Linked DNA regions of Mus musculus: region 2 is linked to region 1. Evidence: chromatin loops called from intact Hi-C (ENCODE). Cell type or tissue: heart. All regions are shown on one strand. Links, peaks and the distances in the headings refer to the core of each region. The heading gives the core; the rest is flanking DNA.

Region 1 (6,210 bases), core at 3,711-6,210:
CAGCAGCAATAAAACATAAATGTTGGGGCTGGAGAGATGTTTCAGGGATTCAAACCACTGTGCTCTTGAAGAAGGCTCAGGTTCAGCTCCTAAAAACCATGTGGCACTTCACAGCTGCATGGAATTCTAATTCTAGAAGATCAAGTACCCTCTTCTGGCTGCCAGGACACAAGGCTTGAACATGGTGGGCAGACACAAACTCGGGCAAAACATCCACACAATTTGAGAATTTTATTTTAAAAACCACAATAACAAAATTGTACCAATTAAGCAAGGGATGGAGATGCTCTGGATTCTACAGGAAAAAGCAGCAGAAACATGTGCAGATTTGTTAGAGATCGACATGGGGACTTTAAAAATGGCCATATTCAGTATGCTCTTCAAAAGAATAAAATCTAAGAAAAAACTAAGCTATACAATCATTTTGCTTCAAACACTTTTCTCTCCCTTCACAGGGGCCATCTCCTGTAAATGTGACTGGATATTTTCTGCAGCATCCTAAGAATTATTTTCCCTTTTTATTTTAAACATTTATTTTACTTTTTTGAGGTCATCCCTCCTACTAAAATGTTGATAATTAACAAAGAAACAATGCTATGAAAATGTTACCCTCCAGTTAAATGTATTTGCAATATTGCAAACTTTATTTTAATCACTTTTTGCTGGTATTTTGAAATACCAGGAATCTCGTGTGAGAACATTCCTTGACATTAATGCTCTTAGCAGAGCAGCCCAATCTCATAACCCAGATGAGGTCTGGAAGTAATTAAATACAACAGCTTTTGTGGCAATTTCTCACTATATTTGCTACTTTGTAAGACACTAATTAGAAAAATTAGTTTCATCTATCATTACGAAAGGGGAATTAAAGTGAGTTTATATATGTACACACTTTTCAATTTCTATTTGCTTAGCATACACAGACACACACACACACACACAGACACACACACACAAATCTCTTAGGACATTTTGCATTATATGTCTGGAACTTTCAGCCATCCAGAAAAAAAAGAAGGCTGAGAAATAATGAAAAAAATGTGCCTAAAGAATCCACATAAAAGTTTTGGGAGACTTGAAAATGGGAACAGCAGACACTTAAAAGTTATTGAACCAGAAACAAAAACTCCTTCCTGGCAGGTGCTCATACATCAACATACAAAAATGAAGGCATGCAAACAGTGTCATATATCTACATGAAAGCTATCTTCTAATTCAAAATAAAACAGCTCATTTCCTTTCTTACTGAAGGGGGAAAACAAAAGAAGGGGAAGGGAGGGGAAGGGAGAAGAACAGAGGGGAGGGGAGGGGAGGGGAGGGGAGGGGAGGGGAGGGGAGGGGAGAAAGGGAGAAAGGGAGAAAGGGAGAAAGGGAGAAAAGGGGAGAAAAAGGGAGAAAGGGGGAGAAAAAGGAGGGAAAGGGGAGAAAAGGAGAGAAAGGGGGAGAAAAGGAAGAAAAAGGGAGAAAGGAAGAAAAGAAAGAAAAGAAAGAAGAAAGGAAGCAAAGAAGGAAGGAAAGAGAAAGAAAGAAAAGAAAGTCAGACAAACAGACAAGTTATTAATTATAAAAGAAATAATTATAAACTGCAGAAGGTATTTTAAAGTCTTCACCATCCGGGCCCCTGTTCCGACACCTCCACCATGCCACACTGTTAACAGAATGCTTTGTTCACCTCTAGTTAATTACATTATGGGATGATTTCACATCACCTGTCATATACTTGCTGTAATGATGACTTCTGTCACAGACTGGCAGCTCATATGTCAATGTTAGGTATTTCAGAATACATTCATTAAAGTACTCATCACTAGCTAGATGAATGTGGAGGGAAAATGTTATGACTCATGAACTCACATGACTTATAAAAATGACTGAGAATTTGAGCAATTGACTCTGTTGAGGTCTTGTCAGAAAATAAGGGCAGACTCATGAGAGGTTTTGAACATAAACAAACAGAAGAACATGTATAAAATCTGGGCAAGGCAAAAGCAGTCAGTAAGTATGACCCCACATGCAGGAAGTCCAGAGGGCTGCTAGGGGGAACATCGTGCAGAACAGATGCAGAAAGAAGATGCCTCAGCCTTAGAAGACAGAGCCTGCCTTTGGTCCCCCTGCTTGTTTGCTAAGGCCTCATACTGATTACTTCAGCAGAAAATCAAAGGGCAAGGGCAAGGAGCTAACATGATGATGAGCTATCCTCTGCTCAGGACAGTGGGGAAAGAGAAGAAAACACATTAATGAAGGAGAGGGCAAGTGGATAATTTTCCCCCTTTCTATTTACAAAAGCCTAGGTCAGATAATAGGAAACACAATGCACTTTCCATTACCATGCAGTGTGGCTTCTGGCTTGTGTTTGAGCAATGTTTCCAGTCTTTTCACATCCAGGCAAAAGATACTCCAGTAAAGAACATTTGAGAGGCACATATAAAACGCTAGGTTTAAAGGGAAAAAACCGCTCTCACTGGTCCGATTACTACTGCAACATTTACTTTCCTGTTGCTGTAACAAGATACCATGACCAACACACCCTTGTCTATGGTTTCAGACGGATAGAATCCATCATAGCAAGGGCTACTTTAGCTACGTACATTTAAATTAAATAAATTTGAAAAACCCCACAAGATTGACAAAAGCAATTAGAAATATATAAGGTATTTATAAGCAGATTCAGATTAAGGACTGTTCAACGTTTCTTCCTGACAAAGAAACTCTCTCATAAGCATGCCTGGTGTTCAGCTTAGACTAATTACTGACTTTAGAGTAAGATTTTTTTTTCTGAATACTGTAGGCCTTAATGACTATAGTGAATTCCTCTGGCCACTTCTGAACTTATTTTATTTAGTAGAGGATGTTATATAGAGAGGCTTACAGCTGGATTCCTAGACTAGTTAGTAAATTAAGACAGGGTTTCATTAACTGGTTCAGTTAACATTTTCTGGCCCTGAGGGTGGAGCTGACTGCTATCCCAAAGTACAAGTTAACTTTTTGATGCTATGATAAAACATCATGACCAAGGCAACTTATAGCAGGTTTTATTTATGCTTACGGTTGAGGGTTCTAGGAGAGCAAGAGTCCATCACAGCAGGGGCTGGGCAAGGCAGCAGAGGAAGGAAGCTAAGAGTTGGCATGCTCACCTGCAAACATGAAACAGAAAAGGATGAAACTGGAAGTAGTTGATGTTCTAAGCTCTCGAAGCCTAACCTAAGGCCACACCTTCTCAAACAGTGTTACCAACTAGGGTATTCAAACACCAAAGCCAATGGAGGACATCTTACTGAAAACACCACAGAGTACATATTGAAAGTCAGCAACAAAAACCTACCCCAGTATGTCACATATATGGCTTCCATCTTCTCTAGAGTCCTGAGGGAAGCTCTTGGTGAAAGTATCTTATGTTAGTTGTTTATGTTGCTCATTCCTGTGTTTGAATGAAATGCTATTTTAATAAAAGTTTGCTAACACTGGGCTTCCATTTTCTGTTCTTATTTACTACATATTGGGGATTTGCAGAGTGTGACCAGCAGGTGGAAGGTTGATCCTGGCATTCTCAGCATACAGTATTCACATATTACACTGACATTTTAACTTGTGTGATTCCTCTCACGTGATTTTCCACTATCCTCTGATGGTGCAAGTATTTGTGCAGCCTAAATCAAAGATCAGTCCATATAGCCTTTCAGTGCTCTCCTATCCATTTCCAATTGGTCTTTAAAATCACCATACCTGGCACTTTAAAATTACACAAAATCTGATTTGAATTACACTTACATGGGTTGGGAATCCTCCCAATGTCTGCCTCAAGTGCATAGGTTTCTTGAAATTAAAGTGTTTATCATCTTTCAGCCTCTACATAGATTGTTCCAAATTAAATGGAAAACTGGTTCGAAATCCAAAGTGCATTCTTCTGATGGGAAACTGTCGGAGGGATGCATAGCTACTTAATAAAAGATGGCTACTGTGAAACAAATAATTACTCACTGTGGTACTGAGATTTAACATAATATTGGTTTTGAAAAGGTGAGCACTGGTGAAGTTTCTCTGAACTGTCCCAGCCACTTGGAAATGAAGCTGTTTTGGACTTCTTTCTCACCCTGGATTAGATCTGGTTTTCACTCTGGTGGCTTAAGACTTATTAACGGTTCCCATGGCCTTGAAGCATTTCCAGGTGTATTCTTTGGGCATTCAGTTGAAAGGAAGGTTTAATGGGGCTTTCCCTAACATCTAAGATCTAGTGACTCTTATTTTTGTCTACCGCATTATGAAGTTGAAGTCTCTCTAAGGAACATTAGTGTTTCCTGTGGGACAGGGAAGCTTTAACTACATTTATCTCAACTGCGCCAGTCCTGTCCTTCACTGGCTATCACATCACGTGACTTAGTATTTAGTAAGTGGATGAACCAGTGACCTCTGTAATTCCTAATAGCTACCACCTGAAACTTTAAAACCCATCACACAGACTAAAATAAAATCACAAGGCCAAACACTATAGTCTGGGCTAATGGCTAAAAACTAAACAAAACTGGCTTAACTATATGTTCTGATAAGAATGCCCAGAACTATTCAGAGTCTAGCATAAATGTGTAGATTAATTTTGAGCTTAAACTTTCATTTATTGCATGGCTAGTAAGCCTCAGGATAGTGCTGCCAGTCACTAGGTTAGTCGAGGCAGGACTGCAAACTGAAAGGCTGCTTGCACAATTCAGTGATAGGTTTCCTCAGAATCAGTAAACAATATAAATAAGGAAAAAGGAAAAAAGCCCGGGAACTCACAGCACAGCGTGTGAGGGTCCTGGTTCCACAAGTACCAGGGAAACGGGCCATTTAAGAGCTTTGAGTTCGCAAGCAGATCACATCCGCACTGCTAATAATGATGAACATGGGTCCCCTTTCGGGGAAGCGCCTAAATGTCTACCACTGGCATTTTTAAAACAAAAGAGCACATAAAATCCTAGCGCTCAAACTCGCACTCACGCGTCCTCTCCCAGACCCAGAGTAAAAGCTTGGGACTTTGCCCTAGTTCATTTTCAGCGCCAATGTGCCCCGGAAACCATGGTGCGAGACTGACACGGCCGTCGTCCAATGGCACAGCACGCTGAGGCGGGCGCTCACGCTCATGTCCAATCGGCTCGCGCCTCGGGATGTCAGGGCGGAAGCGGCCGCCATGGAGCCGCTTGTGCAGCAAACCGAGCGATTCTCCGAGCTGTTGGCCGTGTCGTGTGGGTCGCTGGTGAGCACGTGGGACGCCGAAAAGGTGCGCAGGGCGCTGCAGTGGGCGCGTTATCTGCTCCACGTGTACCGACGCTTCGCGGGCCGCGGCCGCGTGCGGGAGGCGCTCGAGAGGCGGCTCCCCGCGCGGGGAGGGCCGCTCGGGCTGCGCAGCTTCGCGGCGCTGGAGTCCGGGGACGCGCGGCTCGCCCTCCGCCTGCTGCGGAACCGCGCGCTCGCGCCCGCCGCCGCCCGCGCGCTGCCGAGCTTGCTGTTCCCGGGCCCCGCCGCGGACCACCGAGACGACGTGCCGCAGTCGCGCCTGGTCCTCCTGGCGCGCCGCGGAAGCGCGCTGCGCCTGCTGTGCCGCCTCGGCGGGGACGCGCCCAGGAGCGCGCTGCTGCGCACGCACGCGGAGCTGCTGGACGCGCGCCTGCACGAGCTGGGCGGGGCCGACTCCGCGGCCGCGCGCAAACTCCTGGACACGTTGTGGACGCGCGGGCCGCGGGAGCACGTGCTCGACGTGACTGCCGAAGCGCTGCTGCTACGCGAGGAAGACCCGGAGCCAGCCCAGGCCACGGACCCTGCGGGTGCGGATGAGACACAGAAACTACTGCGCTGGCTTCTCGAAAGTCCCGAGGTATTGGCCGCTTTTTGCCGCCATCTGCCAGCCAAGCGCCTGGCCTCCGTGGCGGGCTGCCACCACGCACTGTCTCGCGCCTACCTGGACCTGCTCACAACGTGGGCCACGCGGCTGCACTATGATCTGCAAAAGGGTGCCTGGGTCCCTACACAGATGGAGGACATGCCCTGGGAAGAGCTGTGCCTAAGGCTGCAGAGCTTGTGCCATGCCCAGCCATTTCTGCAGGAAGAGGTGCTGGTGACCCTAAGGTCCCGCAAAGCCTTGGATGGAGATTTCGAGGTTCCTGGGATGAGCATCTGGACAGACCTCCTGGTGGTGCTTGAGTGTGGGATCGTGCTAGAGTAGATTCTCAGTTCCCAGGC
Region 2 (6,210 bases), core at 1,378-3,877, 51 kb before region 1:
TTAAATGACCTGATGGTTAGATTGCCATTTAATAGAATAATCAGTTAAGAAAACGTCAGTTTTATCAAGGTACAAGGTATTAAGTGTGAAGAGAGTAAACTCTGACCTCCAGTCTTCAGACAGTATCAAAATGGCAACCATGAGAATGTGAAACAACATGCAAGTTGTTTCCCATTTGCAATTTACTATTAATAAAGTTACTCAAACATACATATGCACATACACACACACACACACACACACTTATATATGTGTGCTAACACATGCACACCCATGCTCATGTGTGTACACACTCATACATATGCACAGCCCATACACACATTCTTCAAACATATATGCATATGCATAAGTGCAAACACACATACACATGTACACACACTTATGCATGCATGTTCTCACATACTAATGCACCTGTGCATACTCACAAATATGCAATGATACATGCATGTGCACACACATATGCATAAGTATAAACAAATACATAAAGAATATCCTTTCCCAGAAAGGAAATTTAAGGATATTTAAGGCTCTTTTCAGATTTTCTTAGATTTCACAATATTTTCATAAATGTGAAGTTTTAATATACTGAGAGGAACTGAGTTACAACAAGGTGCTCAACTATGTTTCTTATACATCTCATACACATAGTCTTGTGTAGCTGTTATTTTACTCTTTATCTTCAAGGTTCCTGCTTGACTATGACAGGTCACATGAGGTCAAATGTTAGATCTCTTTTCCTATGACATCATAAGAGGGTAGAATGTTCCAGTTTCATATTGTGGAAGTACACCTCTATGTTCACACACACATATACTTTATATATGCACACACACATATATACATAGATATATATTCACAAGTATATAAATATATACCTATATACATACATATATACATACATGTGTAAATACAAACATACATGTCCTGTATACATATATATGCATATGAAAACTTACATTTACATACACATTGCCATACATGCACATAGACACTTAATAGACATATATACATATATATATGTATTTGCATATGCACTTATGATATAGCTAGAATGTAAAAATGTATCTTTTCTCTTTTAGATCTCTAACTCTTCTCATTTATTCTGTAAATCCCTGTTTGACGTTTACATTCTTGACAGCCCTTCCCACCAACTGAAATCCTGAAAATACTCCCATCATGCGTTAGGAGGACCCTGATTATGAGATGAGCAAAACTGCTTTTAGTTTAGTAAGCACAAATCAAAGTTTATCATTCTTCCATTACTAGGGTAAAAAGAAAAAAGGGGTCTTTCTATTAAATGAAAACATAGGGTTTGTTTGCATTATAAAACGTGGCAGAAACTTGAAAATACTACTCGCTACTCAGCTTTAAAACTTTAGACTTTATTTCAATGAACGTCAACTTAAGGTTTTAAAAGGCAAGCTTTGTTGTTTCTGCTGAGGCTCATATTTGCTATTAATGTTGTGAAGATAGTTTCTGCTCCTAGAATCTATTTCAATAAAAGTTTGTTTGGCTTGTATTGTCTGTGAAATTTCGTGAATTTAAAAGCAGCACCCTGGGAGAATCTCAATGCTTCGCCCACTGTCCACAGCAGTGCACCAGGAAGCTCTGAGGACTTCTCATGTGGATGGAGGACTTGAGCATCCCTCACAAGTCGGGCACAGAGCACACCGGGTGGCTTCCTGAGGTTAGCCTCAGACAGAGGGTTCTCTTCCTCCACACCTGGAGGATTTTATTCTTTATTCTCAGTCCTGACTGTGCCAGATTTCTTGATTTTCTCAATTTGCCTTCAGTGTAACACTCTACTATTTACTTTTAATATGGAACAGTGATTTCAATACATCTAACAGACAAGTAGACTGTGCTGTGTGAAATTAGACATGACCATTGAAATAATGCTAGCCCAACATGGATCCCAGACAGCTTCTTGCATGATATAGAATGCATCTCCAAACTACTGCCTGAGACAAAGGCAGCATTCACATAACTGCCCCAGAGAACTCAGGAAAGAGCTGGAAGGTCTGCACACTGTAAATTACCTCATCTGAAAAGACCACGCCGGCTCTGTGATGTAACAGAACCTTTTCCCTGGACCACACACACACAGAGCATGAGCACTCACATGTTAGCTTACCTAGAAATCTTCAGATACTTATAAATGAAGAAATACCTCTTTTCCTTAATTTTCAGACTTATGAAATGCTGTTGTTATAAAAATCTCAGTGTTTCTCTTTTTACAAAATAGCTTGCAATGTCTCTATTGATTTGTTCAAAATGCCTTGAATTTCTCCATTTAGAAAAAGCACATTTTCAAACAATTAATTTCTCATTTTCCATATGGGGAGAGTTATTTTCCTTGACACTGTAGTCTACATTCTCCTGCCATAAAAGCAATGACTAAAATTAGTGCTCTCAGATATCATGGAAACACTCAATTCTCTTGCCAATGAGCCTGAATGTGGTTAAGGCAGGAAGTGGGCCTGATGGGGAGAGATGATGTCATTGTGGAAAAATTCAGTAGATTTATTTCCTGCTAAGGAGCAAACTCTGCTAATGCTGGGAAGTCACACAGATGAAGGGTGTACCTGTGTGTGCTCACATGTCTGCGCCTTTGTGTCTGTGTATGTGTGTGTCTACGGGGAGGGGGTGCTTGTATGTCTGTCTGCTTTCACTTGTGTACATGTGTGCTAGTGTGTATGTCTGCGTGCATGCATTTGTGAGCCTCTATGTGTTTAACTTGTTTCCAACTCAGAAGGTACTGGAATTGTTAACTGTGTTCTGATGTGTTAATTGGTTTCATTTTCTGTCCCACCTGTTTCTAATGGAAGCTGTTTACACTGTCAAGCAACAGCTTACAAATTGGACTTGTGACAAGACTGGTGTCACCTCCTGTGAGGTGGATCTTTCCCAGTATTCACATAAGTCTGCCTCTGATGGAATTCAGGCAGGTTTCTAGGTCAGGTGTTGCAGTTGCCAGGCCATCTCTTCCTTCTCTCCCCTTTTCTGGGAGGCAGGTTCTCATGAACATAAAGTAGAGCTTCAGATTCTCTTGCCACTGCCCAGCTCACAGACCTCATTAGAAGTATTCTCCACAATAAAGAGGACCTGGGGTGAGGGTGGGGGCATAATGTCTTTCTCTTATTTTGCTAGGTCGTTCTCATGGGCAGGCTGCCATCTAACCGTGTGCAGCAAAGAACTAAGAAAATGAAGTGAGGGAGGCAGGCGAGTAAAGCTCTACCCAGTGGACACTACTCTAGTTTAACTCCCTAAGTTCATTCACACAGTGAAATGTCCCCTTCCTCATCGTCACAGCTCTGCCTGCATGGAACTAACTTTCGTATGGCTTGTCTCAGGAACACTGCATTGTTACCATGTATGCTAAGTGTCCTGAGAGTTGGCTGTGAGGGTTTTCACAACACCTCTACTCCTAATCATCAGCCATATGCATCGAGTTCTCCTCCCCAAGGATGTGACCCTAACATGTACTCATGAGCCAGTTTTCCATCACATTTTCTGTTATGATACAGTCTAATATAGCATGCACATATGCATCACAGCTACAGAATATTTACAGCTCACAGAATACTGAATTGCTAAAGGGTTATAAAATGAGGATCTGGCTATGCCATATTTTTATCCCCTTGTCAGCTACCATTAGCCAATAGTCACACATTCTCAGAGTTGACAACGGTCATCACGCAATGACGTGAGCACTGGAAATCTCAGTCTCTCTTCTGCACTTTCACACAAACTACGTTTCCCTTGGTTGTTAAATGATACTTAGGTAGATGGCTAATTAGGGATCCCGAGAAGAAACAACCTTCTCATTTTCTGGTTTCAGTCATTTTATAGTAAAATCAGGATCACTTATGGAGAAGATATATATACATACATTATCTCATCTCTATGGTTCTTTCAGCAACTGAAAGGAAGATTCCTAATTGCTGTAATAAGGGCTCACTTCAGGTCAGAAGTGTCTCCTGAGGACCCACTTGGTGAGTCTCCAGCAGTCATTCTCTCTATGAATTCTCAGAGCTGAGTCACTGTACACAGTACTAGCTGCCATCACTTAGCTGATTATCACTGCATGCAGCTGTGGAACACTGTAGAAGCAGACCTTAAATCCTCAAAATGAACAGATCCTGTCAATACTAATTAGTTCACTTCTATCCGCACTTTCACCTTTAGGCAAGCTGTGAGCTCTTCCAGTTGCACTTGGCCAATTCAGATATACATAGTACACACATCAGCCCCTGGATCACCTCAAAATCATTTAGTCTTCAGCCATCTCCATTCCAGAAAATGTTCCAGCCTGCAAGATGGCTCAGAGAGTAAAGGAGCTTGATATTCAATCCCTGACACCCACCTGACATTAACAAAGGGACCTTCACCCTCCACATATATGTGTGATACACATGTGCTTATACACACAACGCACACACATACACACACAGAAATATTTTGAGCAGAGAAAAGTTATGCTGAAGGTCTAACTCAGTGGCAGATCACACTCCTGGTGAATGAGTGGTCCTAGTTTCAATCCCAAGTATCACAAAAGTAAATTATTAACATATGTAAAATACTAGAATCATCATAAGACATACAAAAGCCATATAACCTTCCTATTTAAGACATTCTAATACATTAGAAAAAGCTTTCCATTTCATAACTCATTACAGGCAAATATAAGTTTTGAAATTTCTATTGCCAAATTTAGATAAATCAGTCAAGTTTCCCATTCCCAAGTGAACTGTCAGCTGTAGAAGCATTTTCTACAGAAGATCTGTGCTATAATGGAGTTCAGAGAGTAATATGACTTGGTTTGGATACTGGCTCCAGACCTTTGCTTAAAGGCATGCCCGTGCTTTAGAAATTGCAACAGAACATCGCCACCTACAAAGTTAAAAATTAATGCATTAGTATAATTCATATTTAAATAAAATTTATGATTTTGTGTTAGGTCATATCCACAGCTGTTGTGGGGTACAAGTGACCCACAGGCTGCAGGCTGAACATGCCGCCCCTGGACTACAGGTCTTGCCCTAACATTTCTTCTGTGGGACAGGACAGAGACGGAAGAGGTAGAACTAAAGAAATTAAAGAAGATCTCAGAAGATGGAAAGATCTCCCATGCTCATGGATTGGCAGGATCAACATTGTAAAAATGGCTATCTTGCCAAAAGCAATCTACAGATTCAATGCAATCCCCATCAAAATTCCAACTCAATTCTTCAATGAATTAGAAAGGGCAACCGGCAGATTCATCTGGAATAACAAAAAACCGAGGATAGCAAAAACTCTTCTCAAGGATAAAAGAACCTCTGGTGGAATCACCATGCCGGACCTAAAACTGTACTACAGAGCAATTGTGATCAAAACTGCATGGTACTGGTATAGTGACAGACAAGTAGACCAATGGAACAGAATTGAAGACCCAGAGATGAACCCACACACCTATGGTCACTTGATCTTTGACAAGGGAGCTAAAACCATCCAGTGGAAAAAAGACAGCATTTTCAACAAATGGTGCTGGCACAACTGGCGGTCATCATGTAGAAGAATGCGAATTGATCCATTTCTATCTCCTTGTACTAAGGTCAAATCTAAGTGGATTAAGGAACTCCACATAAAACCAGAGACACTGAAACTTATAGAGGAGAAAGTAGGGAAAAGCCTCAAAGACATGGGTACAGGGGAAAAATTCCTGAATAGAACAGCAATGGCTTGTGCTGTAAGATCGAGAATCGATAAATGGGACCTCATAAAATTGCAAAGCTTCTGCAAAGCAAAAGACACAGTCAATAAGACAAAAAGGCCACCAACAGATTGGGAAAGGATCTTTACCTATCCCAAATCTGATAGGGGACTAATATCCAATATATATAAAGAACTCAAGAAGGTGGACTCCAGAAAATCAAATAACCCCATTAAAAAATGGGGCTCAGAGCTGAACAAAGAATTCTCACCTGAGGAATGCCGAATGGCTGAGAAGCACCTGAAAAAATGTTCAACATCCTTAATCATCAGGGAAATGCAAATCAAAACAACCCTGAGATTCCATCTCACTCCAGTCAGAATGGCTAAGATCAAAAATTCAGGTGACAGCTGATGCTGGTGAGGATGTGGAGAAAGGGGAACACTCCTCCATTGTTGGTGGGATTGCAAGCTTGTACAACCACTCTGGAAATCAGTCTGCGGTTCCTCAGAAAA

Evidence for each region. A loop is a pair of places that touch in the nucleus more often than their neighbours do. Peaks named below come from ENCODE experiments on the same cell type or tissue, not always from the same donor. Only the 100,000 strongest peaks of a DNase experiment are listed, where the experiment ranks them.
Region 2: it touches region 1 in a loop (6-fold over the local background); 3 of 42 quality-filtered maps call a loop at or near these places.

The regions. Positions count from the first base shown.
Region 1 is chr7:51,861,206-51,867,415 of GRCm38, reverse strand. It overlaps Fancf (Fanconi anemia, complementation group F), which reads left to right and starts at 5,149. Exons shown (of 1, transcript NM_001115087.1): 1 at 5,149-6,210. The coding sequence starts at 5,162. The coding sequence ends at 6,193. It also overlaps a transcript of Gas2 not described here. In heart, for the core only: a CTCF peak has its summit at 5,258; DNase peaks (open chromatin) are centred at 5,105 and 5,555; H3K4me3 peaks cover 2,129 bases; H3K27ac peaks cover 1,751 bases.
Region 2 is chr7:51,910,173-51,916,382 of GRCm38, reverse strand. The region is part of intron 3 of Gas2 (growth arrest specific 2); the gene reads right to left. Among named protein-coding and RNA genes, the nearest start is that of Gas2, 34 kb to the right of the region's middle. In heart, for the core only: no CTCF peak of the experiment used is centred there; no DNase peak of the experiment used is centred there; H3K27ac peaks cover 1,038 bases.